Linked DNA regions of Mus musculus: region 1 is linked to region 2. A link is a loop called in an ENCODE intact Hi-C map of the cell type or tissue named here. Cell type or tissue: heart. All regions are shown on one strand.

The links. Peaks named below come from ENCODE experiments on the same cell type or tissue, not always from the same donor. Only the 100,000 strongest peaks of a DNase experiment are listed, where the experiment ranks them.
Region 1: a loop joins it to region 2, with 9 times the contacts of the local background. A loop is called at or near these places in 12 of 42 quality-filtered maps.

What each region holds. Positions count from the first base shown.
Region 1 is chr15:93,262,845-93,270,844 of GRCm38, forward strand. All of the region lies in intron 1 of Gxylt1 (glucoside xylosyltransferase 1), which reads right to left. Among named protein-coding and RNA genes, the nearest start is that of Gxylt1, 8.3 kb to the right of the region's middle. In heart, CTCF peaks have their summits at 186 (motif pointing right) and 3,065 (motif pointing right); a DNase peak (open chromatin) is centred at 7,637.
Region 2 is chr15:94,209,797-94,217,796 of GRCm38, forward strand. No RefSeq gene overlaps it. Among named protein-coding and RNA genes, the nearest start is that of D630010B17Rik, 33 kb to the right of the region's middle. In heart, a CTCF peak has its summit at 3,826 (motif pointing left); no DNase peak of the experiment used is centred here; H3K27ac peaks cover 1,225 bases.

The DNA of each region.
Region 1 (8,000 bases), 950 kb before region 2:
TTCTGAGGCTGAGCACACAGTGCTCTTGCAGAAACCTGGTGGATGCCGGGGCTGCCCATCCCCCTTCCTTGCCCTCTCACGCACTTAGGAGGGGCTTATGTCACCAACCAAGGTAAGATTTTACTCATTTTAGTTTTGTTTAACAGGGCATCCACGATTTCTGTTTTCCTACGTGGTCTCCACTGTCACTGTCCACAAGGTGGCTCACAACCATCTGTAACTCCAATGCCCAGGATCTGACACCCTGTTCGGACTTCTGCAGGCACCAGACCACACATTTGGTGCACAGACATATATGCAGGCAAAACACTCAAACACACAAAGTAAGTCTAAACAACAACAACAAAATTAAAACATCACACCAGGCAAGGAGCTGTAAGCTTATAGTTCCAGCACTTGGAAGTCAGAGGAAACAGGATCCAGCCTTGGCTCCAAAGCAAGACTGTCTCAGGAAAAACGAAATCATAATTTGAGAATCTCCAATTCATTCAGTTGCTTAACTGGTCCACACATAGAGTACATCCCAGAGTCAGGAGTCAGGAGCAGCTCAGCTGTTAACTGACCTGTAACAGTCACACTTTGCTCTGCACAGAACCCTGCAGAAAATGTTAACAAACACTATACACCTTAGAAGAAAAGAAAAATGTTCCTCAAGGAAAGAAAATGAAATCTACCTAAAAGCAGACTCAAGAAGCAGTCATGCTTACAATACCTGGACTCAGGAGGTGGAAGCAAATGGTCAGGAGGCCAGCGTCACTCTTAGCTAGACAGCAAGTTTGAGATCTGTGATCTATGATCCACAAGACCCAACGCTGTCTCAGAGACAACAACAAAGCAAAACTAAAACAGTTCACCCGCTCCCCACACGTTACTAAGTACAGCTTGGCTATGGGTGTCACACTCTGGTAGCATCATGCAGACTACAGCACGCAAGGTGACAAGATGAAGCATGCAGTCTCTACCCCTCAGCACCAAGAACAGAAACAACTGCAGAAGAATGAAAAGAAATCCACTGGAAGCTTCTACGTTGCAGGAACTGATGGCTAACGTTTACTAAGCTTTCAGAGGGAAGCAGCCATTCTGGTAATTCTGGCCCAAGTGAACAGTGGGATTGTCATCATGCTCTGGAAATGTGCTTTATCTGAATTCAATAGCAAGATAAATGCTACCAAAAAAGAGTTTTAAAATAAAACCTATTTTCCATATAACAAGAGGAAATCTCTAGATAATTCAAAGAACACCAACGGGCTCTCCTAATCCAGGAGAGAATAATATAAGCAGGAGGCACAGCACTGCCTGCCCATGGGCACAAGGACACCTCAGCATGGCAGGGACTGGGAGCTGGGCACACAATCCTGGGGCCCAGCAGGATCCCGCAGACCACTCACAAAGAGAGGAGCCCTGGACTACAAAGGGGTTAGATTTTGTTGCAGACAACAGGGATCCAGCTCCCTTGGCAGGCTTCCTACCCAGCCACCCCTCAAGTCCTTCTAGATAGCTCTCCAACTTCCTATGTCCTAAGCTACTGACTGGAGTAGTAATGGATGGTTTTGACTGTCAACCTGACATAATGCACAGTGAACAAGAAGGCCATCTCAGGAGGAAAACTGCCAAGGTTAGATTGGCCTTCAACTGCGATAGTTTCCTCTCATCAACTCCTGACATGAGGCCTTCACGAAATGTCAAGTCTTGTCATTCTCTACCCAAGGTCACTACTGCAAACATTACCAGGCAAGCTCTGAAACACAAGAGTGTCACCATCCTGACTCGAGAATGCAGTAACTGGCATGGTCCTGGCAAACAGTGTGAGTTTAAATTAACCATTACGTAGTGAGCCTCAAACTCTCTTGCTCTCAAAGGACAAGTCAGGCCATCCCAGGTTCTCCTCCAGCAATGTCTCAGGACTGTGACTGCCTTACCTACTCGTATCAATACTTGATTCCTCCCTGAAGGCAAGAGCAGGATGGGATACAATCCAATACAGCCTTCCTCACGCAGTGACTTAAAAGGTTACACTCCTTCAGTAAGGATGTCTTTACCCTCCGCTTCCCCTAACACCTCCAGGCTAAAGATAACACAATCCTTCCTTAGCTGTCACATCCCCTCCAAGAGTGTTGTAGCACACTACCTTTTGGGTTTTTTAATATTTTATTTATTTGAGGCGGGTATACACACACAGTACACACATGGATGCCAAAGGGTCACCTGCAGGAGGCAATCATCTTCCTCCACTATGTGTCCTGAGAGCCAACGCAGTGTGAGGCATGTCAGCTCCAGTATCTTTACCAGATGAACAATCTCACCTGCCCCAGGATTTATAAATACTGGGTACTAAATACCCAGTATTAAAGATTCTAGCTTTAGATAACTGCATGTATAAACACACACTATCTGTAATGTCTAATGGAAGCCTTTTATCATCTTGTCTACATAAATTGTTGACTTGACACAGCTTAAGAGTCATCCGAGAGCAGAACACCTAGATCAGAATGGCATGTGGGCATGTTTGTGGGACTGTCGTAATGAACAGTGTGGGAGGTACCACCCAGAGGTAGGAGGGCCTTGGCTCTATAAGGGCAGCTGAGGTAAGCATGCAAGAAATCCAGCAAGCAGCACTTGTCCATGTTCCTGCCTTGAGTCCCTCCCCTGCCGTCCTTCAGAAATGGACTGTGTGACCTGGAAGTACAAACCAAATACACCCTTTCCTCCCAAGCTGCAGTAGTCAGGATATTCTATCAACCTAGAACACACCTAGGTATCAATTTATCAGTTAAGCTCAACCACAAATTCCTCTAAAAGCTATAGCTTATCTTAATAACATTTGGAAAAATTGAGCATTTACACATAGTATTATTAAAGTTAATAAGTAAAAGATGAGAAAAGGAAGAGAAAACCCAACCAGAAAAATCAACTTAGTTATATGATACTGAAATACAGGAAAAGAAAGTTTTATACAGTGAAATGTTTGATCATCTACTATCTAATCTTACCTACTCTCATCTACTAATTAAATATTAAGGGCCTACCTAAAAGCCGCTTCCCAAAAGCAGTTCATTCCACAAACATCAGAGGGCAGCATCCAATAGGGATTCCAGTAACTCAGAGAGAACTCTTTACACCTGACAGTGGAAGAAATAACAGGCCTGGTGAGCATTCACATTAGGCACTACCGAGGAATTTCCTGAATAACAATCACTTTATGCTCAGCTTTAGAGCAACCAAACTGAAAACCCAATTGCTATAGAAAAACTGAAGCATTTTCAGAAAACCAATGTCTTCTTAGGGCTCAAAATTTTAAAAAAACCCACTAGGTGAGAATATCTTATGAATAGAAATGTTTTCAGGTCAGGAACTCTTTGGAAACATTAAGATCTCCTCCCTCTGACTAAGACACCGATACATCTTATCTTTTTCTTCTTAGATTATGGGTACTATCTTAGAAAATTCATTTCACCAACATCTGTTTATAACAAAAATAAAATGTCACAAATGCAGGTATAATGGGAGAAAAGAATCATTAAATACATTCCAATTGATTGACTGAAATTACTCATGCGGTGTTTCAAGCTGGCCACGAGACCCGGCGCTGACAGCCTTCACGCCTACCCCTGCTTCGCTGCGCTGCGCTGCGCTCCAAACGCTGAGCTGAGGACACTGCAGCTTTCCTCCTAAGGCCGGAGAAAAGCTGGCTCATGCTGCAAAATGGTTCACGGTCACTGCCTTCCAATGCAGCCATCTGACGCTGACCACCCTTAGGGACAGAGTCGGGCACGTCAGTGACCTAGGACACCTCATCCTAGCAGCATGGGGCTCTGTCTTCTCCATGGAGTCAATTAAAAGTTACTATTCTGATATCAAAAGATCTATAAAATGTCAGACTTGCAAAACTCTTGTGTCTAATGTCCCACAAACCGCCTTGATCTATGATCTAAGACTGGAGTCCTCAGCCGGAAGTCCTATTACCATCTCTAGGAAAGGTGCATACCAGACTAATGATGAAATACGACTCTGGGACCAGGGTCTGACTGGTGATCTTTTAGATACTGCCTGTTGATTTCTGTACACTATTGTATAAACAACTACAGCACGAGAATGTTAAGATCACTAGGAAAACTTGTACTGTTACACAAGGTTTTCCTGACAGATATACCTAAGCCCACAAAGTTATATGTCTTAATTTTAAAAAGTTAGTCAGGAAAATAAATGTGTGTCTAATAATAATGCTTGTCTCTTGATTAGAAACGCCCTTTCTTATAGGCAGCCAAACTCAGTGGTACCCTAACTAATAACATATATTTCAAATTGTGTCAAATTCAAGTGCCTGAAGATCCATTTAATAAGCCTCACAAACTTTTCAGATAAAGACATTTTCAGTGTTATTTTAACAGTTTATTTACAATCAACACCTAGCATGTACCTTTGTTCTTGGCCAGGGGTAGCGGTGGAGGTGGGAAGGGTGGGCATGGGGGACTGGAACTAACCAGATTATTCCATGTCTCCTGTCAAACCGCACAACAGGGTAACAACGGAAATGAAAATAGAAATCTCAGTTTTCCAATAAAAATTACTTTGTGAAGTTGGGTGTAACAATGCCATTTTCTTTGCAGCTCTCACTTGTTTTAGACAACAAATCATTTGTGCATTGTTTCCAAAATCTGTCTGGTCCTAAGGTCACTTATTAGACCGACAGATACAGGGTCCTAGCCTCTACCTCATTAACCAAGCAGCAGCAGGGTAACTGAAGTAACCAAGGCCAAGCCTGAATGAGAAACAGTGTAGCAAGTGTAGCAAGCAAGCGTCCACACGGGACTCAGGAGTGGAGCACAAGCCTGGAATTCTGTAACCCCAGAGCATGACACAAGAACGCTCTGGTTACAGCCCCACCGAAGAACTGTTCATCAGAAGTACCGCCACTGGCTTGTCTACTATGCATAGGTATATGGACTGCTGGACCCGTTCATCCCCTCAAACGTCTAATGAGTTTTAATCTTATAAAATTTTAGAAATACACAAAGGTCTTCTCTGGATTTTGCTGGTGTCAAACAATGAGGTCAAAGTTCAGAAAGTTCAGAATGCCAATAAACTCTACAGCACTTCTATCAGCAGGCAGGTAGATTTCTTGTCTCATCCAAAATCTAGGTATATTCTTACTGTTTTAATGAATACACTGCCCTTATTTTTAAGCATGGCAACTTTTAAACTCTGCTTCTTGGCCTTTGAGCCCAGGGACACACACTTTAAGATACTTTAAGAGAAATAACATGAGCAGGTGCAAGGTAGCCATCCAAGCAGAAGGCAGCACTAAATGCCAGTTCTGTGGCAAGCTGACCTACTGGGTACTCTCCCAGTCAGCTTCTGGGCCAACTTCCTCCTATCAACACCAAGTTCTGCTTTCTCTTCCTGTTTATTCAATACATTATCAACTCAATGATCAAATATACTGGCAAACTCCAGTGAGTAAAAAGCCCAGATCACACATGTCCAGTGGGGAATGAGAAAATATCATCTTTGATATTGCAATGTGGGATACCTACCCAATTCTCCAATAGCACTCGCGTGTACTCCTACCCTCTGAGGTAAGATAGGATTTCCTATCTGGCTGGACCTCTTTAGTCTGGGTTTCAGAATGAGATGCTCAATGTAGAGTCATAGCCACAGTCTCTTAATGCTTCACAAATTGTTATTGTGGGAGCTGGGGAGATGGCTCAGTGGTTAAGAGCACTGACTGTTCTTCCAAAGGTCCCGAGTTCAAATCCCAGCAACCACATGGTGGCTCACAACCATCTGTAATGAGATCTGACAAGATCTTCTGGAGTATCTGAAGACAGCTACAGTGTACTTACATATAATAAATAAATCTTTTTAAAAAAAGAAATTGTTATAGTTTATTGTTAGTTTATAAACTACTGAAAAACTTGAGTTGTTAAAAAAGCAAGAGTAATGTAAGCCATAACTCTCTTTTAAGGCATTAACTTAGGGACTAGCAACACGGCTCCGCAGGTAAAGCGGCTTGAAGCTCATCGTGACAACCTGAGAACACTCTGGAACCCACACAGTGAAAGGAGAGAACAGACCGCTGCAGGCTGTCCTCCAACCTCCATAGTCACTAGGGCACACATATGCACACACAAAATAAGTTATTAAAAAGGTACAAGTTTAAGCCACAATATTCCATTACTTCCACTCCTAAACACTCAAGAACACTAAGATTAGCTATGTTTGTAGGAAAAATGTCTATGGCCCGGTAGAGTGATAGAAGGAGGAGATCACCTCAGGCCAGAGAATGAGTGTGAGGCTAGCCTTAGCTACAAGAGACCCTGCCCCAAGACAACAACAAAAGTAAAGGCAAATGAGTGTTCACAACACCATTATTCCTAACAGTCAAACAGTGGAAAACCACCCAAATGCCTATCAGCTAATGAACGAAATGTGTTAGATTTGTTTAATAAAATAGTACCAAGTGTAGTCATCCATTCTATGGGTGAACCCTAAAAGACAAACTAAATGAAAGAGGGTAAACTCAAACTCTACTTTCAAGGATTCAGTACGAGAAATGTTCGGGATAAGCAAATCTGCAACCACAGCAGACTTGCAGGATCGTGGGCTGCAGGGCTAAGAAACAGCGTGGGAAGGTACTACTAACAGATACAGGGCTCTTTGTGGGCAGTCAGTAAACTCTATTAAGAGCGAATGCAGACATATAAAACTTGACAGTTTTAGGGTGTTTCTTGGTTTTAACACCATGTTGGAAAACACACAGAAGAACATAGGCAAGATTTAAAATTTCCCATTGGGGGTTGAGGAGACTTCACTCAGTAAAGTGAGAAACAAGCATGAGGCCGGTCGGGATCCTCATCGCACAGGTAAAAAGCCAAACACGGCAGCACGCCTGGGACCCCAGTGCTGCAGGTGGAGACAGGAAGATCCCTGGGTCTGCTGTCCAGCCAGGCCAGCTCCACGGTCAGTGAGAAAGCTGTCTCAGAAAAAAGGCGATTGATAGAAGACATCAAATGTCAACCTCTGGTCCACATACACACATACATACATACATATATACACATATATATGTTAGACACACACACATGCACATGTGCACACAAGTATATACATGGACATATACACATGCATATACTACACGCACAGGAAAGGTTTTACGGATATGTAAGAACACACTAAGAATATGCACACCACCTACCATTATGAAAAACACAAAACAGAAACACTAAGGAAACTGCAAAGAGGATTTACCAGGTAAAGGCAGCTGCTGCTCTTGCAGAGGACCAGAGTTTGATTCCCAGCATGCACATCAGGCAGCTCAAACTGTCTGTAACTCCAGCACCCAGGGACACACAGAGTTAAATAGAAATAAATCCAGAAGAAGAGAAAGTCAAGTGGAGACGTAAGGCTTCTTTGGAGAGTCAGTTGTGCTGGATGGAAAGTCGGAGGCAGGAGGCAGGTGATCTCCTTGAGTTCCAGGACAGCCAGGGTTAAAAACAAAACAAAAACGCCTGGCACCAGCTACTTGGGAGGCTGAAATGAGGAACCTGCGTCTAGGAGATGTAGGCTGGTGTGAGTAACAGTGAGACCGGGCCAAGGACACAAGCAGACATCACTGACAGAGGCACTTCACAATTCTGCTCTCCTCAGTAACACGTCTCAGGCTTGAAGCGGACTCAAATCCAAGACCGGACGTCTTCTGCAGGGATCTGAGGAGGCCCTAAGCAAACGTGTGAAGAGCAGATGGAGTCCTGAGTGAATGTGCCTGACAAGTCAAAGAGCTAGCCTCAGATCCAGAAGAACAAGAAAGCCCCTCCCCCTTAAGCCACACCCCCTCTCCCATGAGGCTCAGGGGAGTGTGATTATAACAGGGTAGACAAGTACAATTACTGACAGTGGAGCTAAGTAAGACTGACCAGTGTGTGCTAAAACTCCCAACCCCATTTTCCTCCTCCAAGGTTTACAGTCTATGAATTCTCCACTACAGACACTGCTCACCGGCA
Region 2 (8,000 bases):
GAGTAAATAAAAGAACATGTATGTGTAAGAGGTCATCTTTAGGAGGATGAGTAGGTCGCCTCTTCTATACATCTAAGGAAAATGTTTCTTCCTTTCCAAACAATGATTAACTGCCTCTAGATGTTCAGGGAGGGGTGTTCCTCATGGGTCCCTTGCCCTTTCCACAAAGGAATGTTGATAGGCTGCTCAGATTTCAAGAGTGCAAATACCATGCCGTGCCCAAAAGACGGTTCCACACCATCCTACCTCTTTCTCAGGCTCTTACCCCTTTTCTACCTCCTCTTCTGCAGTGTTCCCTAAGCCTTGGAGACAGTCAAGTAGATGTTTTATCCAGGGCTGAGTGTTCAAGTATCCCTTATTCTCAGAGCTTAGACCATCTATGAGTCACTTCTGTAACTGGAGCCCACAGAGAAAAGAAGCTTCTATGACCAAAACCGGCGTCAGCGTGGGAGCACAGTAGAAGGTGAATTGACAAGCATATCCTGTTAATTCATGAAAACAACTGCAGGAGCTTCCTGACTAGATCTTAGCACCAGCTCAGCCACAGCATTTTGACTAGGTTTCCAATACAACACATTAATTTTATCCCATGGAACAGACTTCAGATCCAATCAGGAAGCAGTTGGCTACCAGGTAACAGGCAAGCCACTACTGTACCAGTGAGGACTACCTGGAAGGTAGTGTCATTTGCAGGGACCACAGCTGAGTAAGACTGTTGGTGACATTTCTTCCCCCAGAAGCCTCCTTACCACATTCCAGCACAGGCTAGGCAGTAGGGCAGAAGCTATTAGCTTTGTTCTGGATTTATTTCTCTACGCCCTACATATTTTTCCGTGTCAAAGTATGTGGTATTTTCCGCAATTCACCTGATTCATTTTCACATGGGTATACTCTCCAGGTTGTTTAGTACACATTGGAAATCAATATCGAATGTCAGTTAATAGTTCTTTAGTCAAGACTCAATCCCAGTGACAAAGTGGCCTATCAGTCAAAACTAAATACTGATATATACAGAGGCTATGAAGGTTAAAAGGATGCATTGCTTCTCTTAAAAACTCAGTGCCAGTGAGGAAAACACAGAGATCTAGGGCCAGAAGACTGCTATATTGGTAACTTTTACTGTTCATTTTGGCTTACAGTTCTAGGGATACAGTCCAGTCCTTCACACCAAACAACATATGGCAGAAGGTGATCATGTTGTACCTGCAGCCAGTGAGGAGGGTGGGAGAAATGCCTATATGCAGCCTACATTCTCCTTCTATTTATTAATTCTGTCCAAAAGCCCAGGCTATGACATAGTAATATTCATATTTAAAATGAGTCTCCAATCCTAAATTATTCTCATCTAGATAATCCCTCACAAACATTCCTATAGATTTATATCCATGGAGCCTTTGGTGGATTGGTTCTTTTGTTTAAAACATATTTAGTCTATTTCCCCAGTGCAGGACATAAAGTTTCTCTTTTAGAATTACAGCCTTAGAAGCAACTTTAAGTTTTCTCCAATCTTTTTTCTTCCAACAAATTACAGACTTTTCAAATTGTTCTGTCCCATGTGTTGCTTGTTTCCAGTATAAGCCTGGTTTCGAGTAGTGATCAGTAACCATGCTACAGCTTGAGTGGTAGCCTACTTTGAATTTTCTTCAAGAAGAAATACTAGTCCATTACTTCCAGGTTCAGCTTCACTCAGGTTCTCATAACATGAGAAAATGCAGCCAGATTCTTAGCCAGAATATAACTTGAGCGGTCTTTGTACCAGCTCCAAAAAGAGTCCTCATCTCCCCTTTGAAATTTCATGAGATACGCTTCCAATGTCTATATTTCTCTCAGCCTTCTTGTCTTCTGAACTCCTATTAGAATACCCCAGCAGTGTCTCCTCACAGCATTTGAAGGCTTTTCCAGAGCAAAATTCAAAGATCTTCTATATACCTCCTGAAGACCCATTTCATGGGTCTACAACCACTAAATAAAGGTCTCACATCAATAACCCCACTTCTGGTATTAAATCTTCTATATTAGTTACTTACTCAAAGCTGTGACAAAGATAGATAGATAGATAGATAGATAGATAGATAGATAGATAGATAGATAAACCCGATTAAAAAACAGACACAAACAAAACCCAAAACCTTATTTTTCTTACAGTTTCAGAGGGAGGCAGTCCATACAGGCAATGCAAGCATGGCAGGAAAAACAGGAAGTGGCTGGTTTGGTCACATTGAATTCACAGTTACAAAGCCAACAGTGATGAATGTTTGCATTCAGCTTGCTTTTTCTTTTTTATTCAACCTGGAACCCCAGCCTATATAATAATACCATTCACACTAGGTTTTCCATTTTAGCTGAGGCAATCTACATCACTTACCATAGAAATGCTGAGATATGTTTCCACGATAACTCTAGAGCCCATCAAGTTGACAATCAAAATAAACTGTCAGTGTAAAGGGAGGCTGACAATTGAACAATATGAGAACACTTTTGTGTTACATATATTCAAAACAATAATGAATAATTTTGCATAGAGTAGTTGAATATATATATATATATTTTCATTTTACGTGCATGTGTGCCAGATCCCCCTGGAACTGAGTTTACAGATGGCTGTGAGCCACTATGTGTGTGTTGAGATCCAAACCCAGGCCCTCTGTAAGAGTACTGGGTACTATCAACTCTGAGCCATCTCTCCAGCCCTAGAGAATACTTTTCCTCTTAAGAACATAAGTCTTAAAGAACAAAATTTAGCAATAATTTTTAATCAGGAGATAGAAAATGCCACATAACACATTTTAGTCACTGAAACAGTTCATGGTAAGCCAATAGAAGTCGAATTTAATGCAGAACAAAGTAATTTTTACTCCTGACTCCTTATTACCATAACTTAAAAACTTGAATTCTTTAAGAATAAAAATAATAGACGTATTAACATATATGTCACTGTTGATTTAGTCTGTTATGAGTCTTACCCTCAACAGAGTGCTAATAGCATTTAGAATTTTAGATAAATAAGTACTTATTTTGAATGACTGACATTTTGGTCTTTGATAAGGGTGCTGTTCCCAGACACGGCTCCCTCTGAGGTCCACTACGGAGCTCTTTCTGGATCTTTCCCTGGGGTTTGACTATTAGCAGCAGCTGCTGGAGAAAATAATCCATACGAATCCATTCAACTGCAAAGCTTAGGATCCTCTGGAGGATTACGGGATCCAGTGGTCCTGGGAGCAAAGGGCCAACAGAATAAATACTTGGTAGGTTCTGATGGCTCTGTTTTATGGGTTCTAGCATCAGTTCCCGCACAACTCAACCCAAAGGGATATAATCAGGGGCAGCCAGGCTGTGTTTTAGAATGATAAAAATCCTCCTCCTTGGAGCTGGGGAGATATCATTCCATTGTTTTCTACTTTAAATTGGATGATTTTGATTCCATTGTAGATCAGGGGAGAGCACTCTTTTCAAGTAAAAACCCTAGCTTCTGTGAAATTTGGAATGTAAGAAAGCCTTTCTCATCGTTCTTAAACTGCATTATTTCTAATGGTTACTTATTTCAGATTGAATTAAGTCAAGCTTAGTAGAAAAGGATTTTTATGTCTCTTCTTATTTGCATTTGTTTGTCAAAATCTCTTTAAAGCGATTTATAGGGTAATCTTCCAAAAATTCTCTTATGTTTGACTTATTTGTAAAAGCGATACATTTGTGTCGATGTTTTATGTTTTACATTTTTTTTTCCAGCCCATTTAAAAACCTCACTTCTCTCTAGTCAATCCTTAAACAGTTGGGGAAAAAAAAATCATGTTCTCGATTTCACATGAAATACAAGAGTGCCCTCTCTTGTCCACCACAGAGTAATACAGCTGAAAAGGAAAGGTCCTCTTTAGTGACAAGGAACTGATAGAGGCATCTCTAATAATAAATACACCTTAGATTTTAATAAGAAAAGGGAGATTTATTGCAAGAAAACCACAATGCAAGGAGGGCTGAGTCTCAAGAGGTAGATACACTGAGTCTGAATAGACCTAGGAGTTAGAATGCGTTTCATTTTCAAAGTCACTGAAATATTTGCACTGTTAGGGAGATAGCAATCCCTCTGATATGTATCTATAAATAATAACATGTTGACTTTTCACTTTTAAAATCACTGAAATAAAAGCAACGGAAATATGATGTTGGTAGCTATTGTTGTTGTCAATACAGGATTGCACAAACTGTGCCACACCTGCTGAAGGGAGTTTTTGTTGCCCCATCTCCCTTGGGAAGCCATTGAAACAAACAAAATGTATCTAGGTCTTTGTGTTAGCTAGGAAAGACCAACCTGGTGTAGAGATTTCCTGGTCAGGTCAGACAGAATGTACTAGTGGAGACCAGAGTCCCTGCCACGTTCCAAGAGAGGCACAAGGGATACTATGCTGTGGTTTTGATTGGCTTTCCCAGAAGTTTAAAGTGAAAAAGCAACCACACTGTGTTCATGTTTCCTGGAATCTCAGATGAGGCAGTTATACCAATAAATCCTTCACCTTCTATGAAAGATGTTTCCTTAAAGCATGAAGGGAAGTTGTATTTATTAGAGGGATTTGGGGGAAAGACAGCACAAGTTTTTAAATCTAAGATTACTCCTTGCTCAGCTCCCCCTGACACATACACCCCACACTCTAGCAGTGTTTTATGCTCCTGTCAAGCGCTGCTCACTGACAAATCTTAGTCCTACAACCACTCCCCATGGTTTGAGATCTATCCCAAGACAGAAGTAACCTCTGAGGATCAGAGTCGCCCACACAGGACATAGTGAGCTTCTCCATAGGTGGCTGTAGCTGTTTGCAGAGTCTAAGGTCACGTGTGCACAGAACATCTGGTGCTCATTTCCTTCTGAGATATGCTGCCGCTGCTGCCGCCGCTGCTGCCACCATCTGAATAACGGATCACTCTGAAGCTCTGTGTAGCTGCGTAAGAACTGGATCACTCACTACCACGGGGGTCTCCCTATGGCTATTGTGAATCCCACAGCTCTCCTGTGTGACAGAAGCTATTGTCATCTTCCCTTTACCCAGAGTAGTGAGCATCACCTAGATCACATATCCAGATTTACTGGCTGGAAGTTGAGTTTGAACACAGATCAAGGAATTGAGTGGTAGGCTTGTCCTGTCCTAACTGTTCTCACCTCCCAAACTCATATCTGCTCTTCAAAGCTCTGATCTTCAACAATGTTGCTTCATGAGTTGTTCCCCCTCTCTCATTCTCTCTCTCTCTCTGTGTGCGTGTGTATGTGTGTGTATGTGTGTGTATGTTCCAAACAGCATCATCCTTAGCTATCTTTTTTAGTGGTTGTTTTATTATTTATCTATTTGCATATTTTTTTCTCCAAAGGGTTTCTTTGTGTAGCCCTGGCTGTCCTGGATATCACTCTGTAGACCAGGCTGGCCTCAAACTCAGAAATCCGACTGCCTCCACCTCCCAAGTGCTGGGATTAAAGGCGTGCACCACCACTGCCTGGCTCACACATGCGTTTCTTATAGGAAAGGGCACTTACCTATAGAGTGATGAGGCGTAAAACAGCGTCTTAAGTAGGTTGACTTATCATCAAGGTATCTATCCATTCTGCCAGTACTTACTAAGACCTGATGATCCTAGGTGCCAGGTGTACAGCAGTAGATGAGTAAGGTCAACTACATGCATAGTTTTAAAACTAATGAATTGAATATGAGGAGAGCTCTAGACATAATTTTAATTAATGCCCCACTTTGTTGGTAATTATCAGCTTTTAGTAGAAAGGTAGCTTGCCAATCTATTTTTTTGTCCTTATTGATGGACTAATTGAGAACATAATTACAGCTCATTAAGAGTTTTCTGAAGATCTATAGAAGGATCATCAAGATACAAACAGAAGTATCTTTTAAAAAGGGAGAAAGCAAGTGATAGGGGCCAATAGGGGAAAATATAGAATCTTTCTGATTTTTTTTAATTTGGGTAATCTATTGGAATGAGTTACAAATTGAAAATATTTGGCAGATGCGGATTTATTAACAACTAAAGAAATGAATCCGAGTGCAGCTCCGTTTTATCCGCACAGTAGATCAATATATTTTGCAGGCTGCTATTTCCTGGATAGGTCTGGCTTAGTATCATTGCTTTATAGAGTAAGGTATTTTTCCTTTTTGTTTTGTTTTGTTTTTCCCCTCGAGAACTCTCATCAAGGTATTGTCTATCTGACAATGTAAATCAGATGGAATTAAAGTCACCTCCATTGATTCGCCTATGAGGGATGAGATCTGGAGATTGACAGTTGGAGTCAGCCAATGAGCAACTGCCTTGTCACTGTGCTTACTGAGACGTGGGCTTTGCTTTTATGGGTTAGCCCATCTGTCTTAGTCAGGGTTTCTATTCCTGCACAGACATCATGGCCAAGAAGCAATTTGGGGAGGAAAGGGTTTATTCAGCTTACACTTTCCACACTGCTGTTCATCACCAAAGGAAGTCAGGACTGGGACTCAAGCAGGTCAGGAAGCAGGAGCTGATGCAGAGGCCATGGAGGGATGTTTCTTACTGGCTTGCTTCCCCTGGCTTTCTCAGTTTGCTTTCTTATAGAGCCCAAGACTACCAGCCCAGGGATGGCACCACCCACAAGGGGCCCTTCCCCCTTGATCACTAATTGAGAAAATGCCCCACAGCTGGATCTCATGAAGACATTTCCTCACCTGAAGCTCCTTTCTCTGTGATAACTCCAGCCTGTGTCAAGTTGACACACAAAACCAGCCAGTACACCATCTCAATGGATAATTTCAAGCAAATCCAAATTGTTAAACAAAAAAGTGAAATAATAAAATAATCTGGCAAAACATAAGGGTGGGAAAGAATGCTGGTTCCTCTCCCTAGACTTATTTCACAGGAAGGACATATATCAGACAATAAAGAACTATAATTCAACCTCCTTGGCCAGAGTAGGCAGTCTTTTTTTTTTTTTTTTAATATTGCTCCTGAAAGAAAATGACCTTTCTGACATTCTTCATTTACTCCTTCCTAACCAAACCTGAGAACATGTAGCATGGCCACAGTTTTATGACGTGAATCATCAGGTGAAGTGGGAGAAGATTGCACAACACAAAGCTCCACACTCCCTTCTCTCAGGAGGCATGCGTTGGCATCTTTCACTACTTTGCCCTGGGTTTCAGCTTCCTGGTGGCCTACACCCTTGTTTCTCTACCTTCTCTAGCCTTTCCTACAGACTGGAGTGCCCATGTGGTACAACATGTATAACAACATGTGGGCCAAAATGAGCTCATGCTAATTAACCCACAATATGTAATTCCACAGGAATTTTATGATAATTGAGCAGTGATTCTTATAAACCTATTTAAAAATTGTATCTAGAAAGCAAATTATAGCACAATATCCCCCAAGGCTCTTAATAACGTTGACTATTTTTAGGAAATCCAACCCCCTCTGGGTACACCAACACTTTAACTCAGTGGTCTTGACAAGCAAAATGGCGAAAAGCGGCAGAGATTCTTAAAACCTATTTTTAGTCTAAATTAGGGTTTATCACAAGCGATGCGTCCTAATCAAGCACACTACAATATTCAACAGAATTGGAGTGAGGTGGGCAGATAACACAATGGGACACAGATAATTGTACAAATATACATTTCTCTGTGGTTTCACCCTGTTTGTCCTTCCTCAGCTAACCTGGTAAGTGCTTCACCTTCCTGTGGGTAGCTCAGCATGCTTCGATCTGGGCGTAAATGGGCTGCAGAAGGGGGGTGCTATTCAGGTGCCTATCAGGACTGAGAAAGGCATCCCATCCATGCAGAGACTGTCCCACCTGGGGATCCATCCCACACACAATCACCAAACCCAGACACTATTGTAGATGCCAACAAGTGCTTGCTGACAGGAGCCTGATACAGCTGTCTCCTGAGAGGCTTTGCCAGTGCCTGACAAATACAGAAGTTGATGCTCACAGCCATCCATTGGACTGAGCACAGGGTTCCCAATTAAGGAGCTAGAGGAAGAAC